2 separate regions of the Homo sapiens genome follow, and region 2 is linked to region 1. The links are chromatin loops, found by intact Hi-C in ENCODE. Cell type or tissue: ascending aorta. All regions are shown on one strand. Each heading gives the region's core, and the rest is flanking DNA. Links, peaks and the distances in the headings are about the cores only.

The links. Hi-C counts contacts between places; a loop is a spot of excess contacts. Peaks named below come from ENCODE experiments on the same cell type or tissue, not always from the same donor. Only the 100,000 strongest peaks of a DNase experiment are listed, where the experiment ranks them.
Region 2: it touches region 1 in a loop (5-fold over the local background); 2 of 110 quality-filtered maps call a loop at or near these places.

Annotation. Positions count from the first base shown.
Region 1 is chr7:113,078,637-113,094,118 of GRCh38, reverse strand. GPR85 (G protein-coupled receptor 85) reads left to right here and starts at 7,292. Exons shown (of 3, transcript NM_001146267.2): 1 at 7,292-7,797; 2 at 8,010-8,127; 3 at 9,228-11,834. The coding sequence starts at 9,398. The coding sequence ends at 10,510. RefSeq lists a silencer at 7,547-7,606. In ascending aorta, for the core only: no CTCF peak of the experiment used is centred there; DNase peaks (open chromatin) are centred at 7,358 and 7,408; H3K4me3 peaks cover 2,387 bases; H3K27ac peaks cover 1,352 bases.
Region 2 is chr7:113,414,278-113,429,759 of GRCh38, reverse strand. No RefSeq gene overlaps it. Among named protein-coding and RNA genes, the nearest start is that of SMIM30, 300 kb to the right of the region's middle. RefSeq lists an enhancer at 7,621-8,143. In ascending aorta, for the core only: a CTCF peak has its summit at 7,838 (motif pointing right); a DNase peak (open chromatin) is centred at 7,859.

The DNA of each region.
Region 1 (15,482 bases), core at 2,482-10,481:
ATCCAGTATCTTTGATGTGCCAGGGATGAATAGTGACAAAATAATAGAGCTCATATTCTCATGGAGTCTAGAACATTCATTAAGTGAATGAAATAATGCTACCCCCAGGACTTATTCTTAATATAGTCCTTTTTAATGTGAAATTAGACAGATGATAGCATACTTCTGTTTTAACCAAATGTTAACCAAATTAAAGTAGTAACCATATTTATGAGGGGTGGGAATTTTAGTTTTGTCTTTGTTTTTATTTTATAGGGTTAAGTTGTAAAGTTTAAAAAAAAATAAGAGAAATGAAAGTGGAAGGACTAAACAGAATGCAAGTTTGGTTAGTCAATATGAGAAGCTCTTTAATTAGAGTCTAAGATAACTTTACTTATCTTAGATCCTTTACTTTCAGCCATGTTTTAATTACGTTCATTTGTCAAAAAGCTGAACACCACAAAAGCTTAAATAACCATAATCTGCTCATATCATATAACACATGCTCATAATAATGGTCCTAATGCACTGTATGACTGAGATAACCTCTGAATAGTCAAAGAAAAAATACTTCATACTTCTAGAGTTTTAAAAATTATATTGCATTTTTATTTCATGAAAATTTACAATGCATGTAAGATATGTGTGACTCTCCATTAACCTCAATATTAAATTAACTTCCTATTTCTTAATTATTTTACCAACACTTGCTTCTTCTTCCCACCTACCCTTCCAATACATTCACATGCACACACATTCACACCCATGACATACCCATGTGGGGGTCACTTTTTTGTTTTACATGGTTGAGGCTAACCGCATCTTAAAAAAAAAAAAGGCAAAGCTGAATGAGACAATTTAGAATATTTTAACAGAAAAAGGGCTTTTCCTCTAAGCTCTAAAGTTTTACCAGGCACTAGTAGGAAAACTTGCATTTGCTCTTCTCATTCACAGGGTCACATTTCAGTAATGTGTAATATAAAAAGAGCTTAAAGACTTCCAGAAGAAGAAACCATGCTGTATTTATTTAAATAACCATCACTTTGTTCATAAAACATCAAGAGAATTCACTCAAACCTTTATCACTGAGACAGTGCTGTCATTAATGACAAAATAGTTTCTTAGCCTGACCTCATAAGCCTTTAAGCCTGTGTCCCTCACTTGTTAATCCCTTATAGTCTGACTTTCTCTTCTGAAACTGCTTTCTCAAAGATTGCTAATGATTTTCATCATCCCCAGATCCAAGGATATCTTCTTATGTGTTTTTCTTCTAAATCTCCGAGTCACAACTGACACTGATGACCACTCCTTCTTTGAAATTCTCTCCTCCCTCAGGGTCTATAACATAGATGATCCTCCTCTTTTGGTTTGTTTTATGTCTGGTTCTTCCATGATCTTCCTGTTTCTTATATGTAGGCATTCTCTTTGTTTTTTGGTTTGTTCAGATGGAGGGGAATGGGCATACTTGTTTATCTATTTAACCTCAACCTTCTTCTCTCTCAGCAATCTCTCCCTTGGCAATGCCGCCCAATAGTTTCTCTATAAGTACTTTCTGAATTTGGGCTCTTCACTTCCAACTAAGTATAACACATCAACATTTGAATATTCCACCAGCATTTCACATTCAGCATGTCTAAAATTAACTCACTCTTTTCCTTACCAAACCAGCTCCTTCCTTTTTAACTTTTGTTTCCTCTGGTTAATGGTGTCTTCTGCCTCCCAGTTCTTCTCCAAGTTCCAAACCTGAGAGTCTGTTCTTACCCCTTGATCTCCTTTGCTTCCCTGAGCCAATTACTCCATAAGAAATATGGCTCCTCTTACTTTGCTTCTCTTCATTTTTCCTGCTCCACTTCCATCAGTTCAGGCTTTCCCTACTGTGACGTGTCCACCTGTAAACTGGTCCTACCTCCCGATTTCTTATTTCTTGCAAGGTCTAGCACAGTGCCTCATACAGAGTAGGAGGAGCTCAAGAAATATTTGTTAAATAAATTGAACAAAGGAACAAGTCTTAAAGTTTTCTGAGAGGAGGAAATTGTCAACATAAAGGGAAGAAGAAAAGGCAAACTGCTGAGTTTTCAAAAGCCTGGCAGTTAACTTTAAAATTAAAAATGAATTACATTAACACTTTGGAACCTGTTATGGGGCAGAGCAGAGAGAAAAGTCTAACAAATGAACCTTCTAGCATTTTGGAAAGAAACATGCCAGATTTTTAATCTTTTAAAAACTCATTAACATTCTGAAAAAATTTCACTGTTTGGGATGTTCACAATTATAGTTATTCCCAACTCCCAAGTCATGATTTGTCTAGCATATTATTTCACCATTCTGCTCCTCAAAGAGATGAATATAATGCCCTAAAAACTTTCAGTTACTTAGATGTCACTGTGAAAAAGGTCACTTTCTGCAGCAATTAAGATGTGAAAACCATTATCAACTAAGACATGAAAACCATTATCAAAAAAGGGAGATGTATAATCTCTCTTTCTATTGGTCACTTATTCCAGGTTGGTGATTTTTTTTTAAATAATCAATCAGAAAGTGTTTCTGTGCAAAAACCCCCAATGAGAGCCTTTCTTACCAAGATAGCTAAAGTTTTTTTTTTCCCAGTCTTTTTTTTTTTTTTAATTATACTTTACGTTTTAGGGTACATGTGCACAATGTGCAGGTTAGTTACATATGCATACATGTGCCATGCTGGTGTGCTGCACCCATTAACTCATCATTTAGCATTAGGTATATCTCCTAAAGCTATCCCTCCCCCCTCCCCCCACCCCACAACAGTCCCCAGAGTGTGATGTTCCCCTTCCTGTGTCCATGTGTTCTCATTGTTCAATTCCCACCTGTGAGTGAGAATATGTGGTGTTTGGTTTTTTGTTCTTGTGATAGTTTACTGAGAATGATGATTTCCAATTTCATTCATGTCCCTACAAAGGACATGAACTCATCATTTTTTATGGCTGCATAGTATTCCATGGTGTATATGTGCCACATTTTCTAAATCCAGTCTATCATTGTTGGACATTTGGGTTGGTTCCAAGTCTTTGCTATTGTGAATAGTGCCGCAATAAACATACATGTGCATGTGTCTTTATAGCAGCATGATTTATAGTCCTTTGGGTATATACCCAGTAATGGGATGGCTGGGTCAAATGGTATTTCTAGTTCTAGATCCCTGAGGAATCACCACACTGACTTGCACAATGGTTGAACTAGTTTACAGTCCCACCAACAGTGTAAAAGTGTTCCTGTTTCTCCACATCCTCTCCAGCACCTGTTGTTTCCTGACTTTTTAATGATTGCCATTCGAACTGGTGTGAGATGGTATCTCATTGTGGTTTTGATTTGCATTTCTCTGATGGCCAATGATGGTGAGCATTTTTTCATGTGTTTTTTGGCTACATAAATGTCTTCTTTTGAGAAGCGTCTGTTCATGCAAAAACTGGAAGCATTCCCTTTGAAAACTGGCACAAGACAGGGATGCCCTCTCTCACCACTCCTATTCAACATAGTGTTGGAAGTTCTGGCCAGGGCAATTAGGCAGGAGAAGGAAATAAAGGGTATTCAATTAGGAAAAGAGGAAGTCAAATTGTCCCTGTCTGCAGATGACATGATTGTATATCTAAAAAACCCCACTGTCACAGCCCAAAATCTCCTTAAGCTGATAAGCAACTTCAGCAAAGTCTCAGGATACAAAATCAATGTACAAAAATCACAAGCATTCTTATACATAAATAACAGACAAACAGAGAGCCAAATCATGAGTGAACTCCCATTCACAATTGCTTCAAAGAGAATAAAATACCTAGGAATCCAACTTACAAGGGATGTGAAGGACCTCTTCAAGGAGAAGTACAAACCACTGTTCAATGAAATAAAAGAGGATACAAAGAAATGGAAGAGCATTCCATGCTCATGGGTAGGAAGAATCAATATCATGAAAATGACCATACTGCCCAAGGTAATTTATAGATTCAATGCCATCCCCATCAAGCTACCAATGACTTTCTTCACAGAATTGGAAAAAACTACTTTAAAGTTCATATGGAACCAAAAAAGAGCCCGCATCGCCAAGTCAATCCTAAGCCGAAAGAACAAAGTTGGAGGCATCAAGCTACCTGACTTCAAACTATACTACAAGGCTACAGTAACCAAAACAGCATGGTACTGGTACCAAAACAGAGATATAGATCAATGGAACAGAACAGACGCCTCAGAAATAACGCCGCATATCTACAACTATCTGATCTTTGACAAACCTAAGAAAAACAAGCAATGGGAAAAGGATTCTCTATTTAATAAATGGTGCTGGGAAAACTGACCAGCCATATGTAGAAAGCTGAAACTGGATCCCTTCCTTACACCTTATACAAAAATTAATTCAAGATGGATTAAAGACTTAAACGTTAGACCGAAAACCATAAAAACCCTAGAAGAAAACCTAGGCAATACCATTCAGGACATAGGCATGGGCAAGGACTTCATGTCTAAAACACCAAAAGCAATGGCAACAAAAGCCAAAATTGACAAATGGGATCTAGTTAAACTAAAGAGCTTCTGCACAGCAAAAGACACTACCATCAGAGTGAACAGGCAACCTACAAAATGGGAGAAAATTTTCGCAACCTACTCATCTGACAAAGGGCTAATATCCAGAATCTACAATGAGCTCAAACAAATTTACAAGAAAAAAACAAACAACCCCATCAAAAAGATAGTTAAAGTTTTAAAGAAAACTTTAAAAAGGCTCTTTTTCATATACAACTTTAAATTTTGGTAACAGTTGAGAGCACCAAAGACACACGTTTTATGCTTTAAGCAGAAGACATGTCATTTGAAATGAATTACTAAAAATCTTTTATTTAGAATGTTTATTCTAGTCTATTATTCTCTGCAATTACCAAGTGTTATTTCCTGACACACACTTTCATGTAAACAATGCACAGAAAAAAACACTGTTTTTGCTGATCATGATACTATGCATCAGTTGGCAAAAATCTGAAATAGATTAATTTTGAAAGCAAGGTCATTGGTTTTTAAAATAAAATGGTATGTACTTTTTATAAGAACCAAATTAAGCAAATTATATCAGTTTTCCTAATACACTGATCAATATAGTACATGTAATATTCCAACAGTTTGTAAATCTTCAGAACCCTTCAAACCCAAGGATTAGAGCATATAGTTTTGTTGTATTTGCTTTGTTCTTTTACTCTTAACCTGAAAATCAAATTTTCTGGGTTTGGTGATGTAGGGGATAAAAAAAAAAGAAATTAGTTAAGACCAACTAAGCCTATGATCTAAACAATTTGAAGCAATAACTTTACATTTGAGAACTTGTAGATGATATGAAACTTTTGTCAGCTATTAAACATATTTTTTAAAGCCCTGCTGATGAAAGATGTAGCTTCCAATGTTTTCTCCAGTAGAGTTAATGAGCTAGATAGAAAATATCTCATTAATTTCTTGAGTCCCCTTGTGAGGCAAGAAAATGACATTCTTATCCAACAGCTGGAAAAGCTGAAGAATTAGTGGATGTAACTGTGCTCAACTGCAAAGGAAAAAAATAGCTTTACTATACCCTGAGATGTGGATATGAAAGAATATTGCATACACATATACCCTCTCCCTTATTTTTAAGGAATCAATATCTGCTTAAAGAATAAGACTAGTTAAAACCCTTGGATCTTGGCCCTATAACTTTTGGCAGAGTATATTACTGCTTCATGGCCTGGCAGTGCAGTGACTCTTTTAATTTACTTTAAAATAGCTTTTCCCTAATCTGTACAACCTAACATCTGACCAATCATGAATCTTCAGCAAACTTAAGCCTCTTATTCCATACATTTTTTAAAACTGTAAAAATTCAGGAAATAACTCTTTGCAAAGTACATTGAAGCATTTATTGGGAAGCAAAAAAGCACAAGTTGAAGTGATTTGTAGTTTCATAAAAACGAATTTGACATTTTACTTAGAAGTTGCAAACCACCACATGGTTTTGAGTTTTGAATTCATTTGCTTTGCAAAAAGTGGAATGTTTTATTTGAATGGAAATGCCCTCAAGTTACTTCCAGCATGGCTGTAGGATTGATTTTTCTAGGTTAAGGGAATGCCAAAGTTTAGTGCCTTGTGTATATTCTTTTCGAAAAAAACAAACTATTATCCATGTATTTAAATGGACGTAGGAAATTCAAGAACAAATCAGGGAAATTTAACATCATTTCAGTATTACCAACATAGGGCTTTGTGTAACGACTGTGACATCAAGATAAGGCTTTACCTCGGCTCATCCAATAGAAATACAGTATGTAAATTAACCCATATTATCTGTATGCTGATTGGCCTGAGTTCCCCTGAATGTCACAATCTCACCACCCAGCAATGAGGTATTTTACTGCTGTCTCAAGATCAGATTATTACTGTAGAGAAGATTTTTATTTTTTGTTTCATTAACAGATTATTATAAAGCAAAAAGCATGCAGAAAAAGAAGCAGACGTTTTACATTGGGAATTAATGAAAGCGTGTCTGCTAGTTTTGGGTAGGAGAACTGGGAAGTTGTTGCTTAAAATTTTATATCACCTCCACAAACAAAACTCTTCGGAAATGGTAAAATAAGAAAATGCATGATTCTAGAGGCATTCCTAAGCACCCACGTGTCAGGCTTTGTGGTGTCTGTGGTATCATCCGACCGTTTGGACTGGTGTAAGTTTTACGTATTTGTTATATTTCTAGTATTTTTCATCTGTAATAACAAAGGGGAAAAAAGGAAACTCGTACACATAACTGCTTTGACATCACCCATCATTGGTCAGCGGAACTTGTAAGAAGGGAAAAGGAATACTGTTGCTTGGTGGGGTGGAATGCCAGGAATAGCCATTTAAACATTTTATAAGCCTGATTCTTTAGTGACATCCTTTAAGGTAGACTGAATGTAAATCATATTGTAGTTGTCCTCTGAACTTAGCTTTCTCCCTACTTTTACGCATATTTGCGTGCATTGGAGAATAGAAGATGACTAACAAAGAGAGAGCTGCCCTAACGTGCCTTCCCTTCTTCCCCATTGAAAAGATTTTTAACTGTGGGAAAAAGATAAATAAATAAATAAATAACTTTTTTTCTTTTTTCCCATTCTTTTCTTGTCTTTTTCCAGCTAACCTGCAAATTTAAAGGTTAGCTGGAGACATCACTTAAAAATAAATATATAAAAGAAGCCTCCGGTGGTTTGGACCACCCTAAAAGAAAAGGGAAGAAAGTGTCTGGGGAAGGTTAGGGTTCCGGGAAGCTGAGGGAGGGGGCGGGCGTCACGGGCACTGTGACTTCCTCGTGCGCTGCCTTTGGGAAGAGGATGGGCCTGAGGTCCTGAAAGGGCCTTTCCAGCCCCCCACTACAAATGCGGGGAGGGAAAAGTTCAGAAGCAGCCACGAAGGGACAAAAGCTTAATGCTGCCAGTTGGATTGGACAGGGCAGTCAATAAACCCAGCCAGCTCTGGAGTCAGGTAGGGGTTCCTGCTGGTTCCACAGAGGCTGAAGCAGCCCCGCCGCCGCCCTCGCCACCGCAGCCGCCGCCGCCGCGGCCCCTGCGTTACTGGGGGAGACGGTGCCGCTGCGACAGGGGAGGACGCGGCTGGAGCTCAAGGAGGCTCCAGCGCGCAGGCGCCGCCGAGCCCTGCCTGGATGCTCAGTCAAGGCACTAAGGCAAAAAAAAAAAAAAAAAAAACAAAAAACAAAAAAAAAAAAAAAAAAAAGAAAAAGAAAAAAAGAAAAAAATCAGCAATTTATAGAAAGAAGCTATAGTCTGTCGGGATATCCAACACCAACAGGTAGGAGGATATACTCTTGGTTAAGTTTGGGGGATGTGGGGGAATGCACAGTGTTGATGAAACTGCAGGTTCACCGAGAAAGAGCCCTCCCTCAGGTTGTGTGTGTGTGTGTGTGTGTGTGTGTCTCTGTGTGTGTGTGTGTGTGTGTGTGTGTATGTGTTTTGTGACAATAAACTGCATAATGGAAGTACATTCAGACAATGCATCTTCAGTAGGGCTTACTGAGAGCTCCATTTCTGGAAAGCCTTACAAGACTGAGGAATATCAGACTGCGAATCACCGGGAACGGTTCCTTTGCAGCACAGAAGCAATCTCTCTCCCCATCTTCGCGTATGTAATGCATGTCTCTCTCCCTCTCCCCCTCCTCCACCCTCCCCCCATTATAAATCCAGGGGTGGCGGATTTCAGGTTTCGTAATGTTGCATGATGCGATCGGTATTTACCCGAGGATGTACCGGTGGGGAAATTAAAATCATCGAACGCAGTTTTGCCTGGGCTTCCACCAGCATATTCCGGGCCAGTGAGAAGTGGCAAAAGAAACACGCTTGGTGGGAATAACAGAGGAAGCCGATTTCCCTGGTGTGGTCCAGGCACCTGCGAGACAATGTGCATTTTGTTTTAAAAAGCAGCCACTTGTGATTTGCAACAAAGGTTATCAGTGTAAATGGGAAAGGCTTAATTGCCCAAGAAATACAGGTTCATGTTATATTCATTTGAATCCAGGCAGCCAAGGTTTACAAATGGAAGTGCATTATTCCTCTGGGTGTGTTTCCCTGTCCAATATTTACATTAACCATTTTAATAATCATGTGGGCTTAAAAGATTTGCCAGAAATGGGGGGTAGGGTGGAGAGGGAAAGACAAATGATTAAATCACATCAAATCTTGGGACAAGTAAGTTCCTATTAATTTTGAAGTTAATTTTGAAATTTTGCTTTAAGATGAATCAACAAATACTCTTATGCAGCATGAATAGTGGCACTTAAGATATATTTTGCACGGGTTCTTTGGACCCACATCAAACAGAGAAGCTGCCTGTGAAACACTGACAGATACTAATAGATCTCAAATAAATGTAGGTAGTGTCTCTGCCTCCTAATAGCAATCTTGTAGATTCCATTGCAATTCTAGTGGTTAATTCCTGGACTGGCATATTTTACAAGAATGGGACATTTTATTCCTTCTCTCCTAAAGTTACCCTATCAAATGTATATTGTCCAAAATAGGGACATTTTAAAATTCACTTAGCTTGAAAAACTAAACAAGCCAATTCTCTGAAATCTCGAGCAAAAATATTTAGTAAAGCAAATATTAGTATTCAAAATTAAAACTTTATTTGCTTCCCCATAAGTGAACAGCTTTGTTAGCACTGTCTGACATCATTGCTTGTTAACTTAAGAACTGATAGGTTTTTTTTTTTTTTTTTTTCAGATATTCTGATGGCAAAACAAGTGGAAGAAAAGAGGAAGCATGACTGCAGATCAGATCAGTTCTCTTTGTGGATTATATTTTCAGTAAAATGTATGGATCTATCTTTTCCTTGTTCTTATATCTAGATCATGAGACTTGACTGAGGCTGTATCCTTATCCTCCATCCATCTATGGCGAACTATAGCCATGCAGCTGACAACATTTTGCAAAATCTCTCGCCTCTAACAGCCTTTCTGAAACTGACTTCCTTGGGTTTCATAATAGGAGTCAGCGTGGTGGGCAACCTCCTGATCTCCATTTTGCTAGTGAAAGATAAGACCTTGCATAGAGCACCTTACTACTTCCTGTTGGATCTTTGCTGTTCAGATATCCTCAGATCTGCAATTTGTTTCCCATTTGTGTTCAACTCTGTCAAAAATGGTTCTACCTGGACTTATGGGACTCTGACTTGCAAAGTGATTGCCTTTCTGGGGGTTTTGTCCTGTTTCCACACTGCTTTCATGCTCTTCTGCATCAGTGTCACCAGATATTTAGCTATCGCCCATCACCGCTTCTATACAAAGAGGCTGACCTTTTGGACGTGTCTGGCTGTGATCTGTATGGTGTGGACTCTGTCTGTGGCCATGGCATTTCCCCCGGTTTTAGACGTGGGCACTTACTCATTCATTAGGGAGGAAGATCAATGCACCTTCCAACACCGCTCCTTCAGGGCTAATGATTCCTTAGGATTTATGCTGCTTCTTGCTCTCATCCTCCTAGCCACACAGCTTGTCTACCTCAAGCTGATATTTTTCGTCCACGATCGAAGAAAAATGAAGCCAGTCCAGTTTGTAGCAGCAGTCAGCCAGAACTGGACTTTTCATGGTCCTGGAGCCAGTGGCCAGGCAGCTGCCAATTGGCTAGCAGGATTTGGAAGGGGTCCCACACCACCCACCTTGCTGGGCATCAGGCAAAATGCAAACACCACAGGCAGAAGAAGGCTATTGGTCTTAGACGAGTTCAAAATGGAGAAAAGAATCAGCAGAATGTTCTATATAATGACTTTTCTGTTTCTAACCTTGTGGGGCCCCTACCTGGTGGCCTGTTATTGGAGAGTTTTTGCAAGAGGGCCTGTAGTACCAGGGGGATTTCTAACAGCTGCTGTCTGGATGAGTTTTGCCCAAGCAGGAATCAATCCTTTTGTCTGCATTTTCTCAAACAGGGAGCTGAGGCGCTGTTTCAGCACAACCCTTCTTTACTGCAGAAAATCCAGGTTACCAAGGGAACCTTACTGTGTTATATGAGGGAGCATCTGTAAATCTTTAGCCTTGTGAAAACTAACCTTCTCTGCTGAGCAATTGTGGCCCATAGCCATATTTTGAGAAGAAATTCAAGAATGGAATCAGCAGTTTTAAGGATTTGGGCAACATTCTGCAGTCTTTGCAATAGTTCACCTATAATCCTATTTTAAATCTCAGAGTGATCCTGCTGACTGCCAGCAAAGGTTTGTAATTAAGAAGGGACTGAACCACTGCCCTAAGTTTCTTTATGTGGTCAAAAACTAGATAATGAAAGTAGCAGGTGCTAAGTATCAGTGCTAAATGCTCTGTATGTCACTACATATGAAAAAACATCAAAAAACAATTAGCATTGGACATCTTAATAAATTAAGTTGACATGAGGTAAATGTGTTGATAAAAACTAATTTTAGAAGTTTGAAGACTTTAAAACATTTCATACTACTATTGTTTTGCAAAGACTAAAATATTTGGGGACTTAAAGTACTGTAATCCACTAAAGACGTGCCAATGAATTATTGGAATATCACACTTTAAAAACCGCCTTGTAAGTTCTGGGGAGCATTCCAAAGCAGTATATTGGTTCCAATTAGAGTTTACTTTTTTTGTATTAATACATTGCTATTTCTAAATACCACTTTCCTCATCTACTAGTAAGATTGCTAGCATTGAACTGTATTATGTGGTTTTTGTTGATTTGGTATAAAGTTTTTCCAATTCATTTATATTTTACAAATGCTAGATATTGGTCTGGGAGGCAACATTAATGGTACCAGCCTGTCACAACTGAGCAGTTCTAATAATGCAGAATAAATACATGTTGCCTTAAAGGGTTATCTAGTATCCTTCATCTTATTTAGCACTGGAGCAAATAGCCAAGGGAAATCAAATCAGTAACTGGTCATGGTCATGCATCTAAAAGTGCATGGAAGATCATTTATTACTTTTTCCTTTTTTCTCACATGGTTTGAAACTTAAAGTGCACATCACTGAAATAATGAGATTTTCTTCTACGGTGTGCTACCCTTTCTAAACTGTTCTAAGAAGCAGGCAGTTGATGTATGTTTATATTTTAAGTCAGCTGTCAAGGGGAGACCACAGCCTTAGTATGACATCCTGCACAATTTGTGAAGCATTTATTCTACTGAAGGCACAGTCTTGTTTATACTTTCTGCACATTCAGTGTATTGGTAATTTAAATTATTTCAGTTTTAACTTGTGAAAGCTTATATTATGATTTCTGGTATTTTAGAAATACATTAGAGTCTGTGAGTCTCATTCTTTAAGATACAGATGTGTGAACTTCAATATAAAGTTGCATTTGCCAAAATTTACCCGTGTAGCCTGTTAATTTTCTTGAAATAAGTTTTACATTTTTGGCACATAACAACTTTTTTTTTAATTTGGGAGGCAAGCACAAACTAGGAAGACTAGCTTTATTATGGTTTTGCTTTTTGATTCTTGTAGCTACTACATTCCAGACTGGAAATGTATGAATGATAATCAACATAATGCTGATAAACTGACATAATATTATCTGTAAAAGCATTATTTGGTAGTTTATTATAATCATCCCTCTATTATTCTTAAATGCCAGTAGTATTTAGAGATGTGTACCTGCTTAGTTAATTGGCTCAGAATTTTAATATAAACATCACACTTTAATTTGGAGCATAGTACCATAGAAATTTGGGGTTCTAAATATACAACTTGTAAGAAGAATGGTTTACACTAACATTATGACAAAACTAGAAAAAGTTATTATTTTTGTTTGCTTTCTGTTGTTTTGTTTATTGGTTGGTTTTTGTGAAGTTTATTTTTTTTTGGTATTTGATAATTAAGATTAGGAATCTAATAACACAGAATTCCATATTGCTATAGTACTTCTGTAAAGAGAATATCAATATAAATAAGGAAAATAAATCAATGAAATGTTTCAATGATATATGCAACTATTCAGTTTTGCTCTTATAAGGACAGCTCAAGCCATGAATTAGTGAGCATTCTGACCTCATTTTTACTTTACACCAAAGTTGATTAGATCTGAGACAAAATTTAATGCACAACAGTGAGTTGGATCTAGCAATAAAGTCTCCTTGGTACTGAAATCATTATCTAAAATAAAGGAAATGTTATCAAAAGATGTTCTGATAACATTGTGATTGTAACTCAAAAAAATTTATAGTAGAAACGTAATTGCAATGATGATAATAACTAACTCTGCTTAGAGGTTCAAATATCACCAGCAATCAGTAAAAAATTCAGCAATAATCTTAAGGCCAGAGAGAACAGGTTCACCATTGCATAGACAAGAAAACAGATATGGGTTAAGAGTTGGGGACTGAGGAGTCAAGAGCAACGGCCACGTGAAGCTGCCTGACTCCACCTAGCTATTTGGAATAACCGATTCCCACAGTTTTGGTAAGAAACCAGCCCCAGTAATCAGTAAGTCAGGCTGAACTGCAGTGACTTTTATTTAAGCCTACTCCTGACTAACTTGGCATTTGCAGGTCAAGCAGGAAGCAGTTGACAAGACACATCCTCAGTGAATCAATGCCATTTGTAACTCAACTGGTAACAGTAGTAATCATACAAAATAAAAACCTGCTTCAGTGTCTTAATGACCAAATCACATTATCTATTTTAGCACTCATTCCAAAATTCAGTATTTAATGTAATTAATCTTTAATCCATAAAAATACATCCCCACTGTAGCGGGGCAGGGGGTGTCCAACTTCCCTGTGAGACTGATTATCAATAATAATGTGTCTCCCTCTTGGACTGAGCACACATCTGAGCTGAACGGCCTTTAAATTGTTTTTCATAATAGTGGTGATATGTTTGCGTGGATACGTCTGTACTATTTCATCTGGTTCATTTTGCATGTAATAGATTTATCTGTGAGATGCCTGGCTGAAGCTAGGCATTCAGTCTGTGACTGTGGAATCCTATGCAGGTATTAACCAAGGCAGAAAGAGGTGAGTAACTTGCCCATTTCTCCACAGAGACCCCATTTAAATAACACAAAATTGACCACAGTGATTAGATGAAAAAATTATTTGTAGATAGGATAATCTATTGACTGAATTATCTTTTGCAGATATCAGCTGGTTGGATTTCTCACCAGGATTGTCTATAGAAGTTAACTGATTTATGATTGTTAACACATAAATATGGCCACTTATCCATTTGCCTCAACTTCCATGGATGCTACCTGAATTGTTTGTTCATTTATTTACTTTTTCAACAAATATGTGCTGGGTGCTGGGCTTGGTGCTGAGTGCATAGTGGAAAACAAAGCAGAACAGTCTCTCATTTAGATTTCTTAATCTAGTGGGAAAGAAACAATAAATACATAGTAGCAATGAGTTGTGAGTGTTAATATGGTAAAAATTCCCTAAGAAGAACTTGGTCATAATGGCCATAAATGGACTGTTCTCCATTTTCACTTCAGTGCCTTATCACCTATCTTTGCCCAGTGTTATTTGGGATCTCGTATATATTATACATACTCCCTCAACTGAGAGGGAACCCCCTCATTCTATTCAAAGCACCAGGAACCTTTCACCCACACTTACACGAATCAGCGTGTTGTATTTTAGAACCAGCTCCCATGTAGTTAATTCTATCTACATAATAACAGCAAAATCTATTTTCCCTTCCAAAGTTCCCTTCATATCCCAACTATCCACTTCCAAAACAGAGATATTTCAATTGCTTTAAGAGACATGGAGGTGTCTTTTCTGACATACTCACATGTTCCTGCAAGATAGGATGAAAATGCGTGGGTAAAATGCAATCAAAGGAATGACTTATTTGTGTGCATCTTACGATGACTTGCGGGGGCCCTCCCAAGTAACTTGTGAAACAGGGTGCATATCTTTTATTATTAAAGCATGCCACCCCGTCAATGTTTTTTTTTTGCTCCTTAATTGGAATACAATAAAACTCCCTAATCGCCTATCAGCTGAAAACTTGGTTTGGCCTCCAAAATTTACTTCTATTGTAAGTACAATGAAACTGATTTATAACCATACAGATTACATTTTTCAGCTAAACTGTGTCATAATGAGTTGGGTTGCACCTGGGATTACTGTAGGACAGTTGCAAACAGAGCCAAAACTCTTCACTTCTGTGTATTCACTATTGGATAAATTTACTGGGTTTCATTATTTCATGCCATATGTAGCATAGACTGTATTATTATTATTAAAACAAAAGCAGTTTGCATTAATTTCATATTAAAAAGAAAAGAAAGAAGCTAAGATGATAAATGGTGATGTTTCAAATACTGGCTAAAGACATTAATCAAGGTAGATGGTAACCAGAATTGTGGGTTATTTATGGTTCTAAAACCTTGTGAGTTTATTTTTCTATGCAAAAATATATCATTTTCATGTTTGTTAATATTCTCTTATAAATGTTTTAAATGGAAATTGCAGGATATACTAAGAACTGTTTACTGCTGAAATTTTTTGTTGTTATTGTCAACTGTGGGCATGTCAGCATCTGTGAGTTTTCTAATTCCCTCAGAAACTTTTTTTACACCACATTAAAATGGTAGAATTGCTCAGTTTTGATGCAAAAATTCATAATTAGTCTGTATAGTGGTTAAAATGAAAATAACATTTGCAAATGACTGGAATTTCTTTTTTGGCCATCAGTCAAAACAGTCAAATAAGTTAAAGGCATATTTGAATTGGAGCAACGTAGAGAGAAGTTTTTGTTGTTGTTGTTGTTGTTTTGATAACTGTTTTTGCCTTATGCTGCAATGTAACAGGCTCTAAATAATATATTAAAACCAAAAAAGCTTTAACTGTATGAAAAGATTATATAAACAAGTCCTGGTTTTTAAAATGGGGCAGGAGTTTTACATCATCCCTTTTTGCCAAAGGGATGATGTCCATTAGCTGCTCAATCCCTTTGGGTTAAAAGGCTTTTAAAGCCAGTTTTCCTCTCACCATAACAGGCAGTTATT
Region 2 (15,482 bases), core at 3,621-11,620, 330 kb before region 1:
ATGATTATCTCAGTAGATGCAGAAAAAGCCTTTGACAAAATTCAACAACCCTTCATGCTAAAAACTCTCAATAGATTAGGTATTGATGGGACGTATTTCAAAATAATAAGAGCTATCTATGACAAACCCACAGCCAATATCATACTGAATGGGCAAAAACTGGAAGCATTCCCTTTGAAAACTGGCACAAGACAGGGATGCCCTCTCTCACCACTCCTATTCAACATAGTGTTGGAAGTTCTGGCCAGGGCAATTAGGCAGGAGAAGGAAATAAAGGGTATTCAATTAGGAAAAGAGGAAGTCAAATTGTCCCTGTTTGCAGATAACATGATTGTATATCTAGAAAACCCCATTGTCTCAGCCCAAAATCTCCTTAAGCTGATAAGCAACTTTAGCAAAGTCTCAGGATACAAAATCAATGTACAAAAATCACAAGCATTCTTATACACCAACAACAGACAAACAGAGAGCCAAATCATGAGTGAACTCCCATTCACAATTGCTTCAAAGAGAATAAAATACCTGGGAATCCAACTTACAAGGGATGTGAAGGACCTCTTCAAGGAGAACTACAAACCACTGCTCAAGGAAATAAAAAAGGATACAAACAAATGGAAGAACATTCCATGCTCATGGGTAGAAAGACTCAATATCGTGAAAATGGCCATACTGCCCAAGGTAATTTACAGATTCAATGCCATCCCCATCAAGCTACCAATGCCTTTCTTCACAGAATTGGAAAAAACTACTTTAAAGTTCATATGGAACCAAAAAAGAGCCCGCATCGCCAAGTCAATCCTAAGCCAAAAGAACAAAGCTGGAGGCATCACACTACCTGACTTCAAACTATACTACAGGGCTACAGTAACCAAAACAGCATGGTACTGGTACGAAAACAGAGATATAGATCAATGGAACAGAACAGAGCCCTCAGAAATAACGCCGCATATCTACAACTATCTGATCTTTGACAAACCTGAGAAAAACAAGCAATGGGGAAAGGATTCCCTATTTAATAAATGGTGCTGGGAAAACTGGCTAGCCATATGTAGAAAGCTGAAACTGGATCCCTTCCTTACACCTTATACAAAAATCAATTCAAGATGGATTAAAGACTTAAACGTTAGACCTAAAACCATAAAAACCCTAGAAGAAAATCTAGGCATTCAGGAAATCTGTGTCCATTCAGGACATAGGCATGGGCAAGGACTTCATGTCTAAAACACCAAAAGCAATGGCAACAAAAGCCAAAATTGACAAATAGGAGCTTTTAGTCATTTTTAATCAAATAGCTTTACTCAGCCTCTAAGGTTTTTAACTTGTTTTTGTTGTTGTTTTATTGAAGTATAACATACATGCAGGAAAGTGCATAAACTACAAATGTACAGCTCAATGAACTTTGAAACACACTTATGTAACCAGTTTCCAGATCACAATATTTAATATTACTGGCACTCCAGAAGCCTCCTCGTGCCTTTTCCTAGTACCGTTCTCCACCTTGACTTCTAATGGCATCGATTACTTTTGTCTATTTTTTGGAATTGCATGTAAATAGAAGCCTACAGTGTGTATTTCACCAAGTTCAAAGCTATTCCTCTAGCAATAACTTCTTCTTCTCATTGTTTTATAGTGTATTATAATATATAATAGTTATATATTTATTCATTCATTTCTACTCTTGATAGACATTTGAGCCATTTTTCAGTTTTTGATGAACATTCTTGTGCATGTATTTTAATAATAATAGTTAAGTATTTCTGTTGAGTATATTATTGTTGGGACAGAGAATACGTGTGTGTTGAGTTTTAATAGATGCTGTCAAATAGTTTTCTAAAGTAGTTTTACCATTTATACTCCCATCAGCTGTGCGTGAGATTTCTACCTACTCCACATACTCAACAATATGTGATGTTGTCAGTAATTTTCATTTTAGCCTTTCTAGTTTGTATGTAGTGGTATTACATTGTGGTTTTAATTTCTATTTCCTTGATGACTTATAAATGTACTCATCTTCTCACATGTTTTTTGGCTTCTTAGATACTCTCTTTTGTAAAGTATTTGCTCAAATATTTGCCTATTTTAAATTAAGTTGTCTGACTTTTATGAACTTAAAGGAGTTCTTTATATATTTTGAATACAAGTCCTTTGCTATAGCTATTTATTTAAAATATCTTCCATTGTGTGACTGCTCTTTCCCTCTTTAAGGGTGTCTTTTGATGTACAAACATACCTAATTTCAATATATGTAATGTACTTAATGCTGAAATATTGAAAGTTTTCCCCGAAACTGGAAACATGACAATTACTATTTATTGTCAACTGTTTTATTCTCTATACAGTTATGCATCACTTATCAATCAACTGGGATATGTTCTATGAAGTATTCCATTAGGCAATTTCATCATTGTGCAAACATCATGGAGTATACTTACATAAACCTAGATAGTATAGCCTATTTACTACACACCCAGACTATATGGAATAACCTTTTGCTCCTAGGCTACAAACCTGTATAGCAAACTACTATACTGAATACTATAGGCAATTATAACAAAATGATAAGTATTTGTATATCTAAGCATAGAAAGAACACAGTAAAAATATGGTATAAAAGATAAAAATGGTCTCCTGTATAGAGCACTTACCATGAATGGAGCTTGCAGGGCTGGAAATTGCTCTGGGTGGGTCACTGAGTGAGTGATGAGTGAATGTGAAGGCTCAGGACATTACTGTACACTGCTGAAGGCTTTATAAACACTGTATACTTAGGCTGCATTACATTTATTAAAATTTGTTCTTTCTTCAATGATAAATTAACCTTAGCTTACTACAACTTTTTACTTTATAAGCTTTTAAATCATTTTTTAAAACTGTTTGACTCTTTCATAGTAACATATAGCTTAAAACACAAACACATTGTACAACTGCACAAAAATATTTTCTGTCTTTACATTCTTATCAGATAAGCTTTTTCTAATTTTAAAACTTTTAATTTTAAAAAAACTTTTAAAACTTTTTTATTACAAACTAAGATGCACAGAGTCAGGATCATCAATATCACTGTCCTCTGTTTCTACATCTTGTTCCACTGGAAGGTCTTCAGGGGCAATAACACGAAAGGAGCTGTCATCTCCTATGACAATAATGCCTTCTGAAATACCTTCTGAAGGACTTGCCTGAGGCAGTTTTACAGTTAGCTTTAAAAAAATAAATAGAAGAGGTACATTCTAAAATAACAATAACAACTATAATATAATAAACATATAAACCAGTAACATAGTTGTTTATTATCATCATCAGTATTATATACTGTACATAATACTTTTATATGGCTGGCAGCATAGTAGGTTTGTTTAAATCAGTATCACCACAAATATATTAGTAATGCATTGCACTATGGTGTTATGACTGCTGTGACATTACTAGACAATAGGATTTTTTCAGCTTTATTATAATCTTTATTATTATTATGCAGAGACAGGGTCTCGCTATATTGTCCAGGCTGGTTTCAAACTCCTGGCCTCAAGGAATCCTCCCACCTTGGCCTTCCAAAGCACTGGGATTATAGGTATGAGCCACCGCCATCGTACGCTTATGGAACTACTGCCTTATAATGTGGTCTATTGTTGATTAAACTGTCTTTATGCGGGGCATGCTGTACCAGCCATAAACAAACATAAAACGAAATTTTAAAGCAATACTATTTATAAGAGTATGCATAAACATCAAATACCTAAAAACAAATCTAACAAAAAAGAGTTGTAAGATCTCTATAACGAAAACTGCAAAACATGATGGAGGAAATTTAAAGTCCTAAATAAATGGAGACATATACTATGTTCACGTATTTAAAGACTTCTGTAAAGATACCAATTACCATCAAGCTGATCTATAGATCAAATTCAATCAATAGATTAAATTCCAAACACTCTCAGTGGAAATTGATGAATTAATTTTTTGCACTTTATTTTAAAGAATAAGGGGCCAAAAATAACCAAGACAATGTTAAAAAACAAAGCTAGAGGTCCTTAAACTTGAAGTTTTTTAGTACGTCAGAATTATTTTACTATCATATTTATTTTATCAGTATGTTCTACTTAGCTTAGACAAATTGCTGCTTGTCCTAAATCCCTCCAGTTGTTTGAACTGAGTGGTCCTAAGCTTTGTTACAGTAGATCCCTAAAGAATTGTTTATCAGAGTTGTAGTTGGCCCCACTGTTACAAGGGACCCAACCCTTGTGGAAACTGGACATACCTTGAGCTTTGTTTTGGGCACATCCCTTATTTGCTTTTAGTGCATTTTCCTTTTGCTTTTCTTTTTTCCTCTTATAATCTCTAAGCTTCTTGCCTTTACTTATGCCTTTTATCTTAGTCTTTTAACTTTCATTTTAATATTTTAATCTCATTAATTGCTAATCTCTTTCCCTTCATTTTAAAGCCCAACTATTTTGTCTTATTATTTTTAGCCCAAAGTTTGGGAATAAAAAGTTGACTTCCCTGTGGGCTAGTCTTTCAGTTATTAGTTCTCACCAAACTCATTTGTGAACAGAACCATGAGGAGCTGAATAGTAGACAGTTTAATTGAGAAACCTTATACTCATTGAGGTCTAAAAATAGTATTTGTTTGTCTTGTATCTGCTGCCCACTGTTCTCTAACCCCCTCCCTGATAAGTAACAGAAATTCTAATTATTCTTGTATGTATCTGGTTAATAATCAATCAATCAAAAATATTAGTAATGTCATATGTACTCTTTGATGTTCTAATCCCTTTCCTTAATTTCCCTATTTTGCAGATGAGGAAGTTTGGATTAAGAAACCTGCCCAGGCTCGCCCGCTAGAAAGTCATAGAGGCAAGGTTTGAACCCTGGCAGTTTGACTTTAGAGCCCATAACCATTATAAAAAGCTCATTGAGAGAAACCATTACTTATGTAAGATAGCTCTTAATATATTTAGTATATTCATTTTTCATCAAGGGCTTTTATCTAACATACTTGAATAGGCCTCATGACTTCATAAAATCCTTGAATTTGAAGGAGACTTCTATGTGTATACAGTTCAGTTCTTGATATTTGCAGTAGTTGTGCTTTATAAAGTGACCATGAACACAGAATTAGCAAATACTGAGTCATTGCTCCTAGAGGAAATTTAGTGTTATTTTCCTTGGAAAAATACAGAGATAAGCTTTTGCGAGCATCTGGGAACAACATTTCTTATCAACTGATTAATACATAACCTTGTTTTATGTGTGTTTCTGTTTAAAGACATCATATTTAATATTTATTGTTAATTTATTACCAGTGAACTCATGGCCAACATCACTATAAATCATTCCTGAATAAAGCGTATCTAACATACATTTTCTGCATAAGGCACATCCCAGCCTTCTCGTGCTTAGGAACATTAAACAGCACTTCAGCACCATGCTTGGGAGCCATTTTAAACAGAGAAATCATTAACAAAATGCAAAAAATGTGAAAAAAAATGTGGCACTAAAGGATACTCGTTTACAGTTTGAGATCGGAAACAAAAAAGCAAAGTGTCACCCGTTTCCACATCAGCTGGGAATGTGCACATCAGGAAATTCAAAGTTTTTGATGTTTTGCACATGCATACATCTGATAATGACTTTGAAAGGACCTATGGTCTTTGAGGTTACAAGTACACTTTAGTGCGTAGGTGAATTCACAAATTCAGAATCTGTGAATAATGAGGACCAATTGTATATTATCTGCTGAGAAGAAGAAGCTTAGTGATCAGCAGATCCTTAAAAAAGTCTGTGACCTCTCACTCCTTAAGGCCAAAACCAAGACCCGGAATAAGTTAAAGTTACTAGATTATTTGACTCAGGCTAAGCGTATTGAGGATATCACGAGTGAACAGTATTATATTTGCACTTTGTATAATTCCTTCTACTGTATTTTGGTGTGAACAGCAATGTTTCACACTGAGGACTAAGGAACTACCTATGTAAATACACCCTCATTTACAAGTGAAAACTTGAAATTACCTAGTGACCAAATGACCTATTATATTAATGTCACTCATTGACATTTGTCAATTTTGTCAACTTTAATCAGTAGAATTTCTAGGATCATTGTAATGATAAAGATAAGGGAAGATTTTATTCCCAATGTTGTATAGAATCATATTTATAAGAACACAGAGAAGATTTTCCTCTAATGCCAGGACAAAGTAAGCATTTTTATCTGAAGCTACTGGCTTAGTTTTATCAAGGGCACATTATAAATCTTACAGTGATTTTCTTTCTCTGCTTAATGTTCACTGCTAGAAAACTTAGCCAAATGTATGGTCCAACATCAGCTTATGTATATATGTATATTATCCTTTTGATTTTATCTTTTCAAGTATTATTTTACATATGTTCAAATTTTCTCACCTTTCCTTTTTATATTTTATTTTATTTCCCCTTAAATCATCTCTTAAACAAGAATGAGTATACATAAATAAGTTCTGCATATAGAATTGTTTTCATTTACAATCTTTTAAAATTCCAATGGGGAAATGATAGGTACCAGTATAAATGTGACTGCTGATAATTTCTGTCCAAATAAAAGGATCAAATAAATAAATTTCTTAGGCATGACATCAGACCTAGGGAATCAGTAACCCTGAGAGAGGGGTCCAGCAAGCTGGGTTTCAACAAGACCTGTGGGTGTTGGGATGCACACTCCACATTACTCCATGGGAAAATAGGTATCACATGGGTCTCACTCACGCTCTCTTTTGCCCTAAAAACAATCTTGACTGTGCATGGGCAAGTTTTCAACCTTGATTGTGTACTGGAATCATCCAGGAAGATTTTTGTAATCATGACATGCCCCAGAGCAATTACAGGAGGAGTTGAGAACCAGTTATCAATATTTTTTTTAAAGCTCCCAGGTGTTCTGATAGGCAGTCAAAGTCGAGAGCAAATTCTCTGTCTCTAAAGACAGGTTCATAGGTCCAGTCATAAAATTAATGAATATTTTCGGCATCTCTGAGTAGTTCTTCAGGCTTAATCTTCCTCCAAGAAATCCAAACTGCTATGTAGCTGTGTCATTTTGAGAAATTAATAAGCTGCATTCCCATCTCACTGCAACATAAATACCATGCTAGTCAAAGATTTAAATGTTTAAAATATTGAGTCTATAAAAGTACTAGAAGAAAATATGTTGAAATTCTGCAAAATCTTTAGGTAAAAAAGGCCTCAGAATAAATAACTGTGGCATAAACCAGAAGCAGCAGCAGGAGGCCAGATAAATCCCACTATGTAAACATGGGTACAGAATGATAATGATATCAATTATGAGCAGGCAGATTATTTCCTATGTTCCCTTTGACTTCTCTACAGTATTAACTTAAGCATGAGAACTGAACCTAGTCTTCATTGATACAAAGTGAAGAGACACCTCATGTTAGTCAAAGATAATTATGTCAGGTTCTTGGCCTTTCTGTGGCCCAATTTAAATACCAAAAAATTATGGGAGATAACTCTGAGCCAGTTTTAGTCTATCTAAAAGGAAATAAAAATTTTCTCAAAGGTAGGAGAAGGAGGTTTGGGGATCTAAGAGTGACAGGAGACTTGTACCCCATCCTTGTCTGGAACACCAGGAGGGAAGGTCCTTCACAGGAGTTGCGACTGGCATCACAGCATCATGGGACCAGTGAAGATGAAGTAGGAGAGCTGAGGCAATCCCACCAATTTCCTGTAGCTCCAGAGAGCAACGGAGGAGAAGATGAAATTACCCTGAAAAGTACACAGCTGTAAGTTCTGAGAGAGACCTATGGGACCTGAAGAGATCTCATTGGTTGTAACAAGAGCATACACCAGCAGATGGCAGCAGATGGTTGTAACAATAGGAAACCAGCAGGTGGCTGCCACGGGGTTGGGGAACACAGCCATTTTAGTGAGGCCAATCATCGGTGGGTGTAATGGCCAGCTCAGCAGATGCAAACAGGAGCAGAACCCAGCTGAGGGACCAATCATATTCCCCCAACACCATGACCCTCAGAGAACACCCAGAATTTACAGTATCCCCAGGGAGAAATAGAGGTAGAGGAGTAGAGGAAATCCTGAGTTGACCTTGTTTAAACTTGAAATGGATGGAATTACACTGGAGTGAATGCAGTTCACCTGTTATCACGTGAAACAGAGGAAGGGCTGGAGGAATGCCAAGAATATGAACAAAATTGAAGTACTCAGAAATGAAGGAAAATGTTATTTTTAATTTTTTATATACCTGAATATAGCCTGAGAAAATGATACCTTAGAAACTCTGCAAAGCAAAAAAATTATAAATTGTCAAAAGACAAACTTAGAAAGTGAGAGCAAATATTGGCAAAACAAGGGGCTAATTTTCTTTTTCTTTTTCTTTATTTGACAGAGTCTTACTCTGTCGCGCCCAGGCTGGAGTGCAGTGGCATGATCTCAGCTCACTGCAGCCTCCGCTTCCCAGGTTCAATGATTCTCCTGCTTCAGCCTCCCGAGTAGCTGGGATCACAGGCATGTGCCACCATGCCTGGCTAAAATTTGTATTTTTAAAAGAGATGGGGTTTCACCATGTTGACCAGGCTGGTCTTGAAATCCTGACCTCAAGTGATCCGTCCAACTGGGCCTCCCAAAGTGCTAGGATTACATGCGTAAGCCACCATGCCCGGCTAATTTTCTTGATATACAAAAAACTTTCAGTACCTTTTAAAAAGTTTACTTTTTATTAAACAAGGAGAACTATACAATAAGTACTGTGCAGTTCACCCACCTGGAATATACCCTCATTTCTGGAATTTTACACTGGAATAAAGAGAGCAAATAAAATAAAGTGGTCAAAAATTCAATCTGTGTAAAAAAAAAAACATACCTAATTGACACTTTTATTACTGAGAAAACATTTGGCTGAAAGATCTGAATTTACAATATATTAGTTAAATCTTAGCATATCATCCTTTCTTTTTCCAAATTGCAGCGTCATAGAATTGACATGCTAGCTGTCCTTTCCTTCTTTGCCTAGATCACGAGAAACTGTGCATGCAAATCATTCACTGGTTCCAAGAGTTTCCCCTCTAATAAGTCAGACTACAAAGAAACCCATTCTACCCACCTTTCCCTCCTCTTTCTCCCATTAATAATCAATATTAGCCAACCCCATTTAATTTTAAAGAATCGCCTTTGAATTATTTTTCAGGAATAGACAAAACTAACGGTAAGAGGTCAACATCCTCAAAGCCACTGTTACGTATTCCAGGCTTTAGTACATTATTCCTAATGGTGTCCCAGAAGTCTAGATATTTTCAACTTAGGATGATTAATAAACATTAACAAATTTTTTAGCCTAGTGTGGTGGGGTGTGCCTGCAGTCCCAGCTACACAAGAGGCTGAGGCAGGAAGATGGCTTGAGCTCAGGAGTTAAGGGATGTAATATGCTATAATCCCACCTGTGAATACCCACTGTGAAATAAAGAAAAAGTAAAGAAATTAAAAATTTTAAATTCGTTATTACATATTTGCACCCATTCTTCAAACTATCAAATATTACTGTGAATGTATCATAATTTATCCAGTTATCCATCATTTAACTGAAATGTGTTTTTTCCTCATTAATGTACTTATTAAAAAGGGGTAAACTTTTTTTAGATATATTAATATATGTTATCTACATTTTTTCTATTTTTACCTTATTTTAACTTTGCTATACAACTATACCCCTTTGTCATAGATTTAAGATAGTTCGACTTTTGCCCTGCATCCCTTACACCCTCAGTATATTCAAAGACTTTGCCCCTGCAATTATCTCTTCTCTCATTTGTATCATTAATTTTTCCTTCTCTATTCTATCATTCCCATCCTCACAAAATAACTACTGTAATAACTCCTTTCTTTAAAAAAGAAAGATTAAAACTCTCTCCACAATTCCACTTTATTGCTTCTAATTACACAACCACTCAAAATAATTGTCTTTGTTCATTTTCCACATTTTCATCTCCCTCCCATTCTCTTTTGAATCCACTCACACTACTGCTTTCAGTCTACTCTGGTTAAGGCCACCCATCATCTCCATATTATCAAATCCAGTTCTCTGAGTTCATTTACTTAAGAATGGGCCAGTCTTCATTAAAAAAAAAAAATCCTTATTTAGCTTCTGGGACTCCTAGTTTTCTTTGTATGTTGCTGTCTCCTCCTTCCTGATTTTCTGCTGGATTCACTTTCTCATATTAATTGTGGAGCCCCCTGAGGCTCAATATTTTGGACTCCTCTCTATTTACACTCACCCCCAGGTAATGAATTGCAAATATCATTTATAAGTTGGTGAGTTCAGTAGTTTTTATCTCAAGTCCCAACCTCTCCTCTAATCTCTAGAATCTTATAAAAACAGCTTATATATAGATTGTCTCCCTTAGATGTCCTAGTAGGAATAACAAAGTTGAGATGCCCAAACGAGAACCACTGATACCTCCCCAACCATCCCAAACTATTCCCCAACTTGCTCTTCCTCCAGTATTCCATATCTTGGCAAATAGCACCAACATTTCTCAGGATGCAAACTTTGCTCCTTTCCTTGATGTCCCTTTCTCTCACAGTACACATCCAATCCATCAGTAAATTCAACTGGCCTACTCGCACAATTCAGAATCTGACCATTTAGCACAATCTTTACCACTCTCAACATGATCAAAACCATCAGTTTCTGTCTCTAGGAATTTTGCTAGCCTAAATGATCTCCCTCCTTTACGCCATCACCATGCCTCCCCTTCATTGTTTATTGTCCATTTGAAAGCCAGAGTAATATTTTTCCAATGAATTAGGTACTCTCCTTCTCCAATAGCTTTTTATCATACTTATAATAACATTAAAATCCCATACAAAGCTTTACATGAGCTGGTCCCTGGCCAAATTACCAATTTCATTTCCAATTTATTCTTCCTCTCTCTCTTTGCTCTAGCCACACTGGTGTTTCTGTTTCTCCCAAACATAACCAGCATGTTCCTAATTCCAAGTCTTTTCCCTTACTATTCCCTCTACCAAGAATGATCTTCTCCCAGATGTCTTTCTGGCTTGCTCCCTGGCTTCATTAAGGTCTCTGGTCAAATGTTCTTTTCCCTTACTCTCACTCCTCCCTATCCCCACATCAAACACAGAATCCTCCTTAACTTCTATCATCTTCCCCTACTTTAATTTTCCTCTTGATTCTTCTGACTCATGGTATTATTTCTATATCTACTTGTTTGTTTATTTTCTTTCCTCCACTGATCTTGAGAGATAAAGAGTTCTACTTTATTTAATCCTTTATCCCAGGCATCAAGACTAGAGTCTGGCACATAATAGTTGTTCAATAAATATATGTTGAATGAAAGAAAGGATAAATATTTAGCTCTCTAGTTTCACTGTAATTTATTTTAGTGTATAGTGTATTAAAAGAACCTAAACAGTGTTACTTCAGCATAGCTAACTAGTTTTATGAAATCCATTTATGATACACATTTTTGCTTCACAGTCGTTTATAATACCTCCATATCATTTATTAAATTACATAATAAGTTATCTTTGGGGGCTGTTTAATGTATTTCATTGTTTTCTATGCCAGTAGAACTTCTAAAAATAGTTATATGATATATTTTAATATTTGATAGAAATAATCTCTCTAGATTATTCTGATTTACAAAATTTCTTAATTATAATAGCTTTTAATTCTTTCAGAGCACTGTTAGAAACACTTTGCCAACTTGTAAAATTATTCATTGGGATTTTCATAAAAACTATAATTGATTTTGAAATGGTTGATAACTTAAATGTATTAATTCTTCCTAATATGATAAGCATCCCTATTTATTAAAAACTAAGTGGAGTGTTATAGTATTCCTCATAAGAGTTTCACAGATTGTTCATTAAGTATTTTCTTTGTAGTTTATTTTTAATGGCATTGAAAATGAATTTTCCACACTGTACTTTTTATTTATGTAAATAAAAATAAAAATACTTATTTACTTATTTTTATTATTAAAATATATAAAGGCTATTGATTTTGCCTTTTAAAAAGATTTTCCTTTGTGTTATTTTCATACCGTCAGTTGACACCAACCAATGAAAATATAATTAAATTATTAACCATATCTCTTTATCACAGATGATGCCTATTTTTAAATCAACTTTCTGGTGAAAAATAATGAGAACTACAACAACAGTAATAATAACCTCCAGTTAGCCAATGTGACAAAATGGCAAAAGAATTCAATTTTGGAGCTTCTTTAAACATTTTTTTTCATCTTAAAATGCTACATAATTAAATATGATTGGATTGGACTTTTATGGCATAAAAATTTCAAAGTCAAACTCTCAGTTACTACTTGCTGGATTATCTGTAGAATCCTTTTCATATTCCACTTCCTTCCCCCTCCCAAAGCTCGTTGCCCTCTCTCCTAACCATTCTGCAGCCTGATGATATGCTCTTGATGATTCCAAACTAAGGCCAAACCAAGAAGTCAGGGACAGACTTGGGGGCAGGTGTGTTGAAAGCATGAGTGGTGGTGAGAAGTCATGGAAAAGCAGTGTGTGCATTTTTATTAGAATGAGCTTCTTGCTGAGTCTCTCCATTAAAAAAATAATGTTACTACTAAAAATGTCCCTCCCATGATAGATGTTGTTTATTTTACACAGAAAAACATTTCCTGACGGCTGTTTTTCAACATTTAATCTTGTGACAATAAGAAAACATGAGGTAAAATATATTAAATACACTCAATATGCATTACACATTTCTGAATCACTATTCAATTTTACTAAGTGAACACACAGTAATTAGTTTGATCCTCTTTAAGAGAACAAAGCATTGACTGATTTCATTGTGCTGGGTAAATCAGTCACTATATGCCTTTCATTCATGGTTAGCACATCTCATGTTGCCAGAGTGGAATTTTTTGGGGGCTTCTGAGTCTGTTCATCAATCTCATGAAATTGATGGGTTGAACAGCACTGAAGACAAGGGAAAGAAAGCTCTGAAGTCCATGAGCAATGTGGTGGACTAGTCAGCAGAGGTGATTACAACCCCCACAGTTCTGGGCTCCAGCTCCCCAAAGGCAAGCAACGATGGGCAAGGGAGAATGACTTGGTACGTGCCAAGTCTCACAAATAGTCAAAATTACCTTTGCAACCTTTATTGTAGTAGTATTCATAGTTCCCCTTGTCATTTAATTAAGACCATTTTCCTCCCACTCTGAACCCCACCCCAAATAATTTACTGCCCATTTTAAACTGTCTAAAAGGTTTGGTGTACACATGTGTGTGTGTTTATGTGTGTACAGAGAGGGCTAATTTAAAAGCAAGTCCTATGAGATGTCAGCATCATTAAATTCCTTTTAAACATAATTAAGATACATTTAAACCTCAAGATATGACAGCTTCTTCAATACAAAGTTTTGTCCTTTGCGTGCTGTCTCTACACACAAGTAATTTTCCTTAATATTACCCAACAATAGAGAAGGAAACCCCTAGAGCAAGGAGCTATGGCTATAGCAGAAGCTAAGCTGTTGCCCTGCTCTTTCTTCTTCATTTGAAACTCATCTTCTTTTGATTGTTTGTTTTCCTTTAGTCATCTCTGAACTTCTTCAGCAACCTCCTAAGCCATCTCGTAACTTCTGCATCCTCCAAAGTTGAAGATCTCAGATGTTTAGATACTTTTGGTGTATCTGTCTTTGACCCAGGTGTGGATGTATTTTATATATTTCTACATCATGTGGTTAGTCATTTTCTGCTGGCAAATCAAACACACCTAAGTTTGAGATCTATGTCTTCTGCTTTTGCCTCCTGACATATTGCTTCCATTTGTTCATTATCAGAAGGTCAGTGGGAGCAAATGCAAAACCGGACCATAAACGTGTCTACTTTTCTCATTAGAATACAAAGTGAAAGGCTGTAACTTTGCAGATGCATCAACCCACCATTCTACATCAACGTGGTAACAGGATCTTCACTTCAATCTGCCAAAATTCCAAGTTTTAGGATGAGGACGACAACTTTGATGAAGGGACTTCAGAATATGAGCTCACTCTGTGGAGTGACACTCAGGACATGATCCATTTTCACATGTTCACCACTAGCAGGAGCACCACTGGTGGGTGAGGAGACCCCTGAGAGCTCAATTTTCATAAAGATGTAACAGTAACAGTAAAAAGGCTTGTCTGGGTAGATAACTTATAGGATGGGACAGAAGGGCAACTGTGTATTCATCTGGCATTGGTACATCTTATTTTAGTTTCTTATTCTTACAGTTTTTGGTCATTTTTTTCTGTATATATTTGTAAGTAATTATACCATCTGAAAATAATAATAATCTTGTATTTTCCTTTCTAAAAATTATACCTCTTCTTTTGGTTTTGTATCTTATGGCTTTAAGGATTAGTGTTCTTAGGACAATTAGATAGCAGTGATAATAACAAGTATTTTGTTTTCCATCTGATTTTAATTGGATACTCTTAAGAATTAAGTCAGCTATTGATTTGAGATGAATATTGTTATAGAAACAACATGTTAAATTTCATGTGAGTTCTAAAAAAACTTTTTTAAATAAGAGTATATACTTTTTCCAGATTTTTTCTCATTTTATTGAAATTAGCCAATTGCTTTTCCTTTTCTGACCTATTAGTTAAGAAGTAATTTACTAATTTCTTTCTTAATATTCAACTTTGTATAATGCATGTGATTTTAAATACAAGATGGAAAAACCAGACCACCCTCTGAGAAATGTTTAATCACTAAACACATTGTATACATTTCTGTCATATAAGAGATTTATATTTAATCATGATCCCAATCAGCAAGTGTCTCTTCCCACTAAAGGGAACAAATTATAACTTTTCACTGCTGCAGTAAACAGCAAACAGATTGCTGTTTACACAGAAAGAGGAAAAACAGACATAGGACAGAGCATGAAGATTAGAAACAAGCTATTCCCTCCTTAATACTAAGTAAATAGCAGCAGGCATTTTACAGAGCACATTAAAGGGAACAGACTGCTGTAGAAATCAATTGATAAAGACTTGTTAAATGAAAGCAAACTCTGAGCAATTATATTAGCAAGCAATTAGAATAATCTGTAAATGGTAGTAAGGACCCCACAACAAAGAAACCACATGGATTGCTGCCCCTTCCTTTTGTGCTCATAGTATTATTGGCTCGTTTCCATTAAACAGTAATATATTTAGTATTGAAAAGGAAATAATGGGACAATAGGACTTATGAGCTGCTGTTATGGCATTAAACAGAAAGTGCCCTTATACTGTGTAGTCAGAGAAAATTTGTCTCCAGCTGAGACTCCAGCAAGTAAATGACTATTCTTGCCAAGAGGAGATCTATTTAACTCTCTCTATGTTAAAAGCTTAACAGAGAAATTCACAAACAGAAAGAACCCTGATCATAGCCAAAATGCAGCAGACAGACACACTGAGTAGAGCATGAATGATTGGAGAGTCCTGCATGGCACCAGCGCCCTA